Regions from separate parts of the Mus musculus genome. Here region 1 is linked to region 2. The links are chromatin loops, found by intact Hi-C in ENCODE. Cell type or tissue: heart. All regions are shown on one strand. Each heading gives the region's core, and the rest is flanking DNA. Links, peaks and the distances in the headings are about the cores only.

Region 1 (5,376 bases), core at 140-5,139, 90 kb after region 2:
ATGTGAGTTCTCCTTCTTTCATGGTGGTAACTGACCTGAGGGGAAACGTCAGAGAAAGGTGGGGCTCGGCTCACACAGAGTTCGTCTGTCCCCGTACTTACTCCAGTGGACCAGCCACAGTGGTTAAGCATCACCCCGTCTTCCAGTTTGAACTGAGGTGCGACAGAAACAAACACCGGGGTGTGGAGAGACCTGTGTGAGCACACATGTAAGCTGGTGCACCTGTGTGAACTTGTGTGCACGAGTATGAACCTGTGCATGTGTGTTCATGTGTGTGCACACATGGGAGCCTTTGCGTGTGTGTGCAAACTTGTAAGACTTATGCAGATATGTCTTGCATGTGTTGGCATGCATATGCACACCTGTAAGCTTGTGCATATCTGTTGATGTATGTGTATGAATGTGAACCTGTGCATGCGTGTTCAAGTGTGTACACACATGGGAGCCTTTGCATGTGTGTGCACACTTGTAAGACTTAAACAGGTATGTGCATGAGTCTGAGTCTCACATGTGTTGACATGCGTGTGCACACTGGTAAGCTTGTGCACTCATGTTTTCATAAGCATACACATGTGTGTGAATGGTGATTACCTGTATGAAGCCTGGGTAGGGGACACACACTAGGCTCTGCACAGTGGTCACTTCTCCCTCAGTGGACTTAATCTCTTTTTTTCTATGTACTATGTCATCAATGGAAACAGGAGTGGTGGCTTTAGGAAATTGATCTACACAGAGCAGAGGACTCCATGCCATGGCAGGATTTTTGGAAACACCAGCCTGGTTTTCCCCAATTTGAGGGCAGCAGACAGCTGGAGTTGCTATCTTTGGTTTGCTCACATTTCCAGTTGGGAATCTTGAGAGGGGATGTGCTGAATTCAGGCTGAATCACGGTTGACTGCTTCCTTGAGGAGGGGCTCACACACACTGGGCTGTTGGTGCCCCTTGCCTGTTTCATCCCAACCTGAACTTAGGACAGGAGTGGGTGCCCTCAGTCCTCCTTCCCCTGGACATATGAGTAAGTCCCATCTACCAAAAGGATGAGAACAAATTGTGATCCAGATGGGGAGAGAAGGAGGCTGACTGGCATTTTTTTCAGCTCTTGTTTTGCCAAGTGCTGATTGGCACATCTGTGTGTTAGATGGAAAAAAAAACAAAAACAAAAAACAAAAACAAAAAACCTATGGCCCAATGAACCAGAGTCTCACCCTAGCTTGTCCCTGCTATGTGTCACAGGCAGGTCACTTATAACCTCTCTGAGCCTCAGACTTTGTAGAAAACAGTTAAATGTGTCCTCTAAGGTTGGAGGGAGGGCTGGATGAGAAAGAAAATCATGAAGAGCTCTGGGTCTGGCACAGCCGAATGCCAGAGAGCAGCTGACACTATACTGGGGCCAGCAATGCCACTTGAAGCACCTACTGTGTGCACAGGGGGACAGGGGACATGACCCATCCATTTTCAATCAACTTCCCAAGACACCAGTGAGAGGGAGGCTATTATGTTCTACTTCAAGAAGAGGAAACTGGGGCCTGGAGCAATGGCTCAGTGGTTAAGAGCACTGGCTGTTCTTCCCGAGGACCCACATTTGATCCTCAGCACCCTTTGTAGACTATTATCCCTGACCCATCTCTCCCCTTCCAAGGCTCATTTTATTTTATGTGTATGGGTGTCTTGCCTGCATCTGTGCACCACATGGGTGCCTGGTTCCTGTGGAGGCCAGAAGAGGGCATCAGATCCCCTGGATATGGAACAGGTGGTTGTAAGCCTGCAGGTCTGCACTGTTTACAGACCTCACGTGCTCACTATTGGCCCTGCCCCATTAAAAACCAGGCAAATATGTTTCCAATTGAGAGCAAAAGGACACCTACTGTGTGCCTGGCCTCATGCTAGCACCAAATTCAAAGAGTATACTAATGATTAGATAGGAAGAGCAAGGCCCATCTGTCTACCCACACATCCACCCATCAACTCATCCACCCACCCACCAACTCATCCACCCACCCATCTAACCACCCATCTATCCATCCATCCATCCATCCACCTAGCTATTCATCCATCCATTTATTTATCCATTCACCCATCCATTTACCATCTGTCCATCCATCTGCCTGTCCATCTACCCATCCATCCATCCATCCATCCATCATCCATCTATCCTTCTATCTATCCATCCACCCACCCTTCCATTCATCTTTCTACCCATGCATACATACATCTACCTAGCTATCCACCCATCCATCCATCCATCCATCCATCCATGCATACATACATCTACCTAGCTACTCATCCATCCATCCATCCATCCATCCATCATCTATACACCCTTCTGTCCCTCCCCCTTTTGACTATTCTACTTTTACATGAAAACAGCCCAGCTCTCCAGCAGGGATCCCCAACAGCCCTGCGCCTCTGCAAACATGTACAGGCAAGTGATAGGGAACCATCCTCCCCAGCTGGGCCTCTTCTCCCCCTCACTGCTGGCGGCAGCTGCAGCCAGACATGTGGAAGCCATTACCAGCATCCCGTCTGATTTCATCTCCCTTGTGTGTAGCTTAACGCTGTGGATTCCAAGGAATGTTGGCCAAGTTCCTTGGCAGAGAGAGAGCCACAGGAATGAGGAGCACTCTTGAGTCCGCCTCATCTGCAGACGGGCCTCTTCACATCCCAGGTTTAGGAGCATCGGGTGCAACCCACAGGGGTATGGGAAAGACTCTCCCAACCAGAGCAATTTAAACTTTAGCCTAGACTCAGCCTTATTTAGAGGGTACTGCCTCTCTGTGCCTCAGTTTCCCTATCAGTAAAGCAGGAATCATAATGGTAAACATATGTGGCCTCCTACCCTTGACTCGAAGGGCTGATGCTGGGTGGTTGCCTAAATCCCTGCACGGCTATTTGAGAAACTGCATTCTTTCCTGCCCAGCCCTGAAGCCTGCTTTTCCGTGCAACCCAGGCTAGGCAGTTGTTCAGAAAAAGTCTGTAGCCTGCCAGAAGCCCTGAGCAGTCACCTCACGTGCCCGTGCCTCAGCTTCCCCAGCCTTCTGCTGCACATTCCTTAGCCCTGACAGCTGTGGTCACTCACATAAAGCATCCAGTTTGCCAGCATGCACATCCTGCCTGAAAAAACCATGTGGACAGTGTACCTGAGTAATGATAGGCAGGCTACACACACATATGCATGAGTGCACACACGTGCTCCTGCCTGCATGTGCACACACACGCATATACACACATACACACGTGAATGCACACACAGACACACACATGAACATACACACACACATGAATGCGAACATACACACGGACACATATGCATTCATGCATACACTTCCTTTTCACTCTCTTCTCCAGGGCTCCCTGTGTGTCTGTCACCACCAAACCCCCTCCCCTGTGTTGCTGCTTCCAGTGACTGCAGGAGCTTGCCTAGGTGGTTCCTCTCAGCCTCCACTCAGCTCACATTCCACACTCTCCTTCCCACTGCAAGAATGAACACTGATCAAAGCCCCCATGGGGGACTGTGGCCTCTTGGGAGTGAGGGAGACAGTAAGATAGGGTGGAGGGGTAGGCTCCATGGCCTCCTACAGCAGAGTCCCTCTGGCTGGTCTGCCTGCAGCTCTCGGGGATAGCCTGACTCTCCTGACTTGTCAGATGGAATGTAGGAGGGGAGAAAGAGCTGGAACTGGACTGGAGGTGCCTTGTGGGGTCCATGGTATGGGGTGTCTATCTGTCTGTCTGTGTTTGCATGTTTATCTGTGTATAAATCTGTGTGTGTATGTCTCTGTGTATGTGTCAGGCTATCTGTGCATTTCAGTCTCTGTGTGTGTGTTGGTCTCTGTGTTTCTGTGCATTGTATCCTTCTTTGTGCATGCATGTGGCAGTCTCTGTGTGCCTGTGTTCATGTGTATGTGTTGGTTCATGTGTATGTGTATAAGTATCATTCTGTGTGTGTCTGTGTCAGTTTATGTGTGTATCATTTTGTGTGTATGTTTCAGTTTCTGCATGTACATGTGCCATTATGTGTATGCTTGTGTGTCAGTGTGTATGTCAGTCTGTGTGTGTCTGTCTGTATGTCAGTCTGTATGTGTGTAAGTCTGTTTATGTATGTCAGTCTGTGTGTGTCTGTAAAGCTCTGTGTGTATCTGTATATATGCCAATCTGGATATGTGTATAAATCTTTCTCTCTATGTGTGTGTGTATGTATGTCAGTCTGTATGTGTGTAAATCTCTCTGTGTCTGTATGTCAGTCTCTATCTTTCTTTCTCTCTTTCTGTGTGTGTATGTCAGTCTGTGTGTGTCTGTATCTGTATGTATGTCAATCTGTATATGTGTGTAGATCGTAGATCTTTTTCTCTGTGTGTGCACGTATGTATACCAGTCTGTGAATGTGTGTGTATGTGTATGTCTTTCTCTTTCTGTATGTCAGTCTGTATATGTAAGTTGGTGTGTGTGCACATACACATGTGCACTTGTGTTATTCCCACCCTCCTCTTAGCTGGACACACAGTCCTGGCACAGAGAGGAGGAGTGAAGGGCTCTGTCTGTCTGTCTGTCTGTCTGTCCTTAAATGTCAGCTGTCCACTCCTCTGCCTGTGAAAGTGGCTGCTGTGAGAGTCTAATGAGGGGACAGAGTGGCCTAGATCTGAGCATCTGCATCTGCTGCTCAGCCAGTCACACCTGCTTCCATCTCCACCCTCTCCATGGCTGTTTGGGCACCGTCTGGCATCCTGCAAGCAGCTGTGTCTCTCCTTCTGCCCACCTCAGAGCTCCTACCCAGGCAGCACCTCAGACCGCAGCTCTCAGACTTCCGGAACTTCTCATTGTTTGTCTTCTCTTTTAACTCTGACCTCAGATTCTGAGTTATATGTCCTGGCCCTCTCCCCTAGGGGTCTCTCTGTGTCTCACTGGCTGAGCTCTGTCCTTCTGTCTGTCTCTCCACTGGCCCTTGCTGCACTCACTGTGACCATCTCACAGAAAGCTATCAGGATCCCACCCTTTCAGAGACACCATCAAGACTACAGGGGTGAGGCTCTGTGAGTGATGTCTTCCACCAAGTGACCAGCTGTGTCTCTGCTGACCTGTAGCCACTTTATCCTGAACCTTGCTTTCTGTGGACTTCCATAGCTAGTACACACATTCCCCTGAACCTCAACTCCTGACCCCTAACCCCTGACCCCCAACCCCTGACCCTGGCCAGTTCCTGTATATGGGTTCCTCAAAATAGCATTAGACAGGGAAAGCAGTTAGCCTTCCTCTGGGTTCAGTGAACTCACTTCTGTTGAGAAGCCCTGCCTGGATGGAGTCTCCAGGCCTGGGATTCGAGGGCCCCAGGGTTGGCAGCTGGGAGTCACACCATTGTTCTTTGCCCCAGCTCAAACTTTCAGG
Region 2 (5,376 bases), core at 238-5,237:
TCCATCCATCCATCCATCCACTCCAGAACAAGCCTGTCCTGTCTTCTGGTTCCCAGGGAATCCTGCTGTGTGTTCTCACGTGGCTCACTGTTTCTCTGAACTCCAATTCTCTCAGTATAGGTGAAGCTTGGAAACACTTCTACACACCAGGGCAGCGTGAATGTCTGTTAAAGACTGGCCGATATGTTATATCTCTAGACAGATAGTGTGAGTCTAAGTCTGAATCAGTAGAGGAAGGGGACCAGGACTCTGCCTTGCACCCACAGAAGATTCCAAAGTTTCTTTCCTCCAACATAGTGGGTTCCTGGTTCTAGTGGCTTGGAAGGTGGTGGGGTATCCTCCCCATGATGGACACATTTATACTGTGCCTTCCCACCGACCCCGGGGCTTCCCCAGCGGGCGTCACCTCCTACTTACACCCATGGATGGTCCTTATGGGTCCTTATACTTTGTTCTTCTCCATGTCCCAGCACCAGCACTCTCAGGGATGGGCTAGCACAGGGATATTCAACTAGGCCCCCAGACTGGCCCCTCTGATCTAATCCAAACCAAACCAGGAGAGCAAAACCCTTAGAGGCTGCACAGCCACGGCAGAGCCCTCGTATGGAGCTGCAGGCCTTTGGCCAGGCGCTCTGCCTTCCTTGCCTCCGATCATTCTGAGCCCTGAGAATGCTCTAGAGATGCCTTGGCTGTGCAGAACCTTTTGTAAATTGTCTCATTCCTAAGAGCCCTTCCTTCCTCAAGAGAGGGAGACAGGGGGAGAAAGGCAGAGGGAGAGAAGTGAGAGAAGAAAAGGAAGGAAGGGGTTTTTATCTGCAGCTTGAGCCTCTCCTTAGGATCAGAGTTTTGTGCACTGTTTGAATAAGGTCCACAGTTGAAGGTCACTAGCCATGCCTCTCCTGTGATGAGAGCCTGGCTTGGGAACCCAGTTCTGGCCTGTAACTCAGAGAAACCAGCTTTAAAAGCACGAGTCCAGGGTGGGATGCCTCCAGAGTATTGGCTGGAGGGACCCACTCAGGGACCCTCTCTCGGCAGAGGCAGCCTAGAGGGAGGAGAAGAGCAACAAGCCAGAGAAAGAGGCCAGGCTGGGGCTGGGACAGAGAGTCCTGAATCCCATCTCCAGGTGACTCAGTGCCTGCTTTTGACCTTGGCATTGACCTCAAGAGCCTTCTGCCAGCCTAGGATGTGCGTAGGAAGGTCTCCACACCCAGCTTTGGCTGGCCGCCTTCGGGCCAGGTCACCCGAGGCCAGGCTTGCCTCATCTCGGATTCTTTTCCTTCTCCACGCTGCTCTGTCCTGGCTGCTTTGCTCACTGCAAGTCAGCACCCGTCTGCCTTGGACTGGGTCATATTACAACCACAGCCGGGGCCCGGGGACCCAACCACGGTGTGCCAGAGCAGGTGGCTCGCCTGGGACCCTGAAGTGCACACAGCAAGGTCCACGTTCCTGAGTTTTGTACAAAATCGTCCACAGACTTTAGAATCCACCAGGACGCAGGAGTCAAGACAGCTGGCCTAATGCGACTTGAGCAGAGAAGCCCAGCCCTGCTCAAGACAGCCAGCCACAGGAAGTGACTGAGCCCAGGGCCTAGGCCAAGAGCCTTGGCAGGCCAGCTCTGCAGCCTGGGGAGTCACTGGGCTCCTCAAGTTACAGGAGCTGTTGTCATGGATACCAGTGGTTTTATGGTCTAGCAAGTGGAAACACAGGACACCCAGTTCCATTTGAGCGTCAGATCAACAGTGTAAGTCAACCCCTGGCCGTGCTTGGGAGACACTGATCCTAAGGGTCATTCTTTTCTTTTCTGGATTCTCACATACCAGGGTCCCTGGTGTTTGACCCATCAAACGATGGCCTCATTATTCTTGAAGGAAACCCCTTGAATGGAAGCATCCTCTCCCCTGTGATGTGCAGAGTCCCCAGATGTCAGGAACTCAGAGATCATTTCTCCTAGACTGTGAATGTTAGGTACCCAATACAGATGTCAGCAGTGTCTGTGATGTTGATAACAATTAATAACACTTGACACGGATGTTAGTGCTCATTCGCAGAGCGTCCGCTGTGCTCCAGACACACCCTTTGCTCAACTCTGTCACGTCTTCACTCAGGGACCCTGCGCATGGTGGCTGCATCCTGTCATCATGAACCAGGTTGTTCACAGGGCTCATTCGAGATAGATGCTACAGAGTGTGTGTCCCCCAACTGCCATGGTGGGGCGCTGTGCTGAGTGGCTTGTGAGGGTCACCTCATAAAGTGTCGACTGTTCTGTACACGGAAGTTATTCCTAGGTCATCGGGAGGTCTCTACTTTGAAAGTGGGGAAACTGAGTCTCAAGCTCGGGGACATCAATAGTCAGGAAGCTCAGATCCACAGAGAGAAGCTGGCTTCTGCCCGAGTTCCATACTCCTCTAGGCTTCTCCATCGGCCACATGGTAAGTTGGATCGAGGGTAGACAAGCTGGAGCTGTGCATGTCCCCAGCTGTGCCTAAGGGACCCTACTTCCCCTGAGAACAAAGCTATCACCAAGCCTGTCTCTGCTGCAGTTCATGTCCCAGCTGTGGCTCAGGGTCCCCCAATTCCCCTGCTACAGTGCATGTCCCAGCTGTGCCTCAGGGACCCCATGTTCCCTGCTGCAGTGCATGTCCCTAGATGTGCCTCAGGGTCCCCATGTCCCCTGCTGCAGTGTGTGTCCCCAGCTGTGTCTCAGGGTTCCCCCAATTCTCCTGCTGTAGTACATGTTCCCAGCTGTGTCTCATGGACCCCAGTTCCTCTGAGAACAGCATTATCACCAAGCCTGTCTCAGATGGGGTTGAGGTTTCCTCTGCACACAATAAAGGCCCTGGGACAAATGCTTTCCAGCGCCGATGGCTGGTGCAGTAGTGAGGAAGCTTAAAGGGCAGGGCTCTAGAGAGCTTAGAATAGTTTGTTTTTTTTTTTCATTGCTGTGAAGAAATATCCTACAAGAGCCATCAGAAGGAGAAGGGTTTTATTCTGTCCCCGATTGAGGACATCATGCCCATCAGGAAAGACAAGGCATGAGAAAGCAGACCACACATGGCATCCACAGTCACAAATGCTGGTACTCAGTTCAATTTCTTCTTTGTATCCAGGCCTGGATCCTAGCCCAGGGATGGTGGTTTTCACATTTAGAGTGTATCTCCCATCTCAGTTAACCTAACCTTAGAAATTCCGTCACAGACAGGCCCAGAGGTCTGACTCCTAGGTGATGCTGGAGACTGTCCATTCAACAACATTACCATTTTGGGGGCTGGAGAGATGGCTCAGTGGTTAAGAGCACTGACTACTCTTCCGAAGGTCCTGAGTTCAAATCCCGACAACAACATGATGGCTCACAACCATCCGTAATGAGATCTGATGCCCTCTTCTGGGGTGTCTGTAGACAGCTACAGTGTACTTACATATAATAAACAAACAAACAAACAAATGTATCTTTTAAAACAAACAAAAACACCATTACCATTTTAACCAACAGAGAGGGTTCTGTGACTTCCAGAGCTCTGTGACCTTGAACACACTCCCCAGCCCCTTGGCCCCACATCTTCTATCTCTGGAATGGGAATGATGTCAGTCTATAGGAGTATCTGAAGTCACTGTTGGGGCAGAGCTACAGAGAAGGATCTGGTGTGGGTGGCTTCTTTTCAAGGTGAATTCAGGATGCTGGAATCCAGGGCAGTGAGCGGCAGGAAATAAAGACCTGGTCCCTATGTTCAGGAACAGATGACTATGGCAGACACGGGGAGCTTGGTCCTGCTGGGAACCCCAGGGAGCAGATCAGGGTCCACACTGGGCTGCTCTCAGCCAGGTGCATGGCACCAGATGGTCATTCCCTCTTCTCCAGTCTCCTTCTGAAATGATGCCTCACAGATTGGGTGTGTCTGACCCTGAGAACCAAAGGGAGTCCTGGACAACGAGAGTAGACAGAGGTGGATCTCAGAAGTCAAGTAGGCACAGATACAACCCTAGTCACAGCTACACACATCTCTTGAAAATCCCCCTCAAGTTGAAAAATACCCTACTACTAAAACACGAACAGTGACCATAGCTATATCTTGGCATCTTCAGGAATAAATGAATGGCAACCCAGGATGAAAACCTAGGGGCTTGATCTCACTCAGAGGCTTCAAGGCTAGTGCTATCTTGTGATGTCCAACTGCTCAGAGAAGTACCCCATCCCCCATATCTCCCTGTGCTCCAAGGAGGGAAAGCTTTCTGCATTCTAAGGGAAGCTTGAAACCCTGCAGAGACAGTGCGCACAAAGCATCCCCAGAGCTTCTGCGACAGACAAGCCCTGGGTTCTCTGATTTAATATCATTCTACACTGCGGAGAAATGTGGGGCGAGAGGCCAGTGGTGGGGGGGCATCCAGGCTAAATGGCTGAGTCAATAGTGTATCTATCACCCATGAGGAAGAAACAGAAATGCCATAGAGGGAATGGCCTTTGAGGGAACCTCCCAGTGTCTGGGGTTTTATCTGACTTGTCTCTTATGTCCCTAACTTAGCCATTAAAGGGTGCCTGTAATTCTATTTTTAAGACGAGGAAAGCAAAGACTCAAGAGAAAAACAACAACTTGCCCAGGGCCACATAACAAGGAACCGGCAAAGTCAGAATGAAGGACAGAGTCCATGCTAGCACTAAGAGAGAGGCTACCAGCTCTCTACAGCATGCCACTAGGCCTCAATACTCATGGGGTATGGGGGCCTCGCTGAGGTCACTTCATGGCCTAGTGTCCTTTTCCCCTGGCCTCAGGAGCCATGTGGCTTCAGTGGAGTACCTGGACTTGGTGCCTTCATCTGTAAGGCAAAGGCACATGGAGACCTTGTTTACTGGCACCCGTTGAAAGAGGGTGAGGTTGGGTTAGGGCTAGGGCTAGGGCTAGGGCTAGGGCTAGGGCTAGGGCTAGGGCTAGGGCTAGGGCTAGGGCTAGGGCTAGGGCTAGGGCTAGGGCTAGGGCTAGGGGTAGGGATAGGGATAGGGATAGGGATAGGGATAGGGATAGGGATAGGGATAGGGATAGGGATAGGGATAGGGTTAGGGTTAGGGTTAGGGGGTCACATTGGGACTGATCTGCAGGAGGCAAAAAGGACAAGGCTTCCAGAGCCATCCCGTAAGTCAGACAGGAGCAGCCAGGTGAGCTGTCTACAGCGCCCCATGTCTTCCTCCCCAGCCGTCTCAGGACTTAGTAGGGTCTGCCAAACGCAAGCACCCGGGTTCAATCCTCAGCACAGCAAAACCATGATAATTATAAAGCCCACCCTCTTAGTGATATCCTTCCTCTACAGCTGCTTAGTGGAAATCCCCAGGGTCCCCTGGTGTGGGAGGAGAAGTGTCGTGTCCTTCCTGGGGCTCCTATGTGTGGC

What was found. Hi-C counts contacts between places; a loop is a spot of excess contacts. Peaks named below come from ENCODE experiments on the same cell type or tissue, not always from the same donor. Only the 100,000 strongest peaks of a DNase experiment are listed, where the experiment ranks them.
Region 1: a loop joins it to region 2, with 2.3 times the contacts of the local background. A loop is called at or near these places in 1 of 42 quality-filtered maps.

Annotation. Positions count from the first base shown.
Region 1 is chr5:111,888,445-111,893,820 of GRCm38, forward strand. Gm29935 (a long non-coding RNA gene) reads left to right here and starts at 4,771. Exons shown (of 3, transcript XR_389544.3): 1 at 4,771-5,024. In heart, for the core only: no CTCF peak of the experiment used is centred there; DNase peaks (open chromatin) are centred at 2,547, 2,947 and 3,593; H3K27ac peaks cover 1,910 bases; H3K27me3 peaks cover 1,087 bases.
Region 2 is chr5:111,798,586-111,803,961 of GRCm38, forward strand. It overlaps Gm36535 (a long non-coding RNA gene), which reads left to right. Exons shown (of 2, transcript XR_003955955.1): 2 at 2,286-5,376. Among named protein-coding and RNA genes, the nearest start is that of Gm36535, 7.9 kb to the left of the region's middle. In heart, for the core only: a CTCF peak has its summit at 2,213; DNase peaks (open chromatin) are centred at 1,226, 1,596, 2,096 and 2,666; H3K27ac peaks cover 1,187 bases; H3K27me3 peaks cover 68 bases.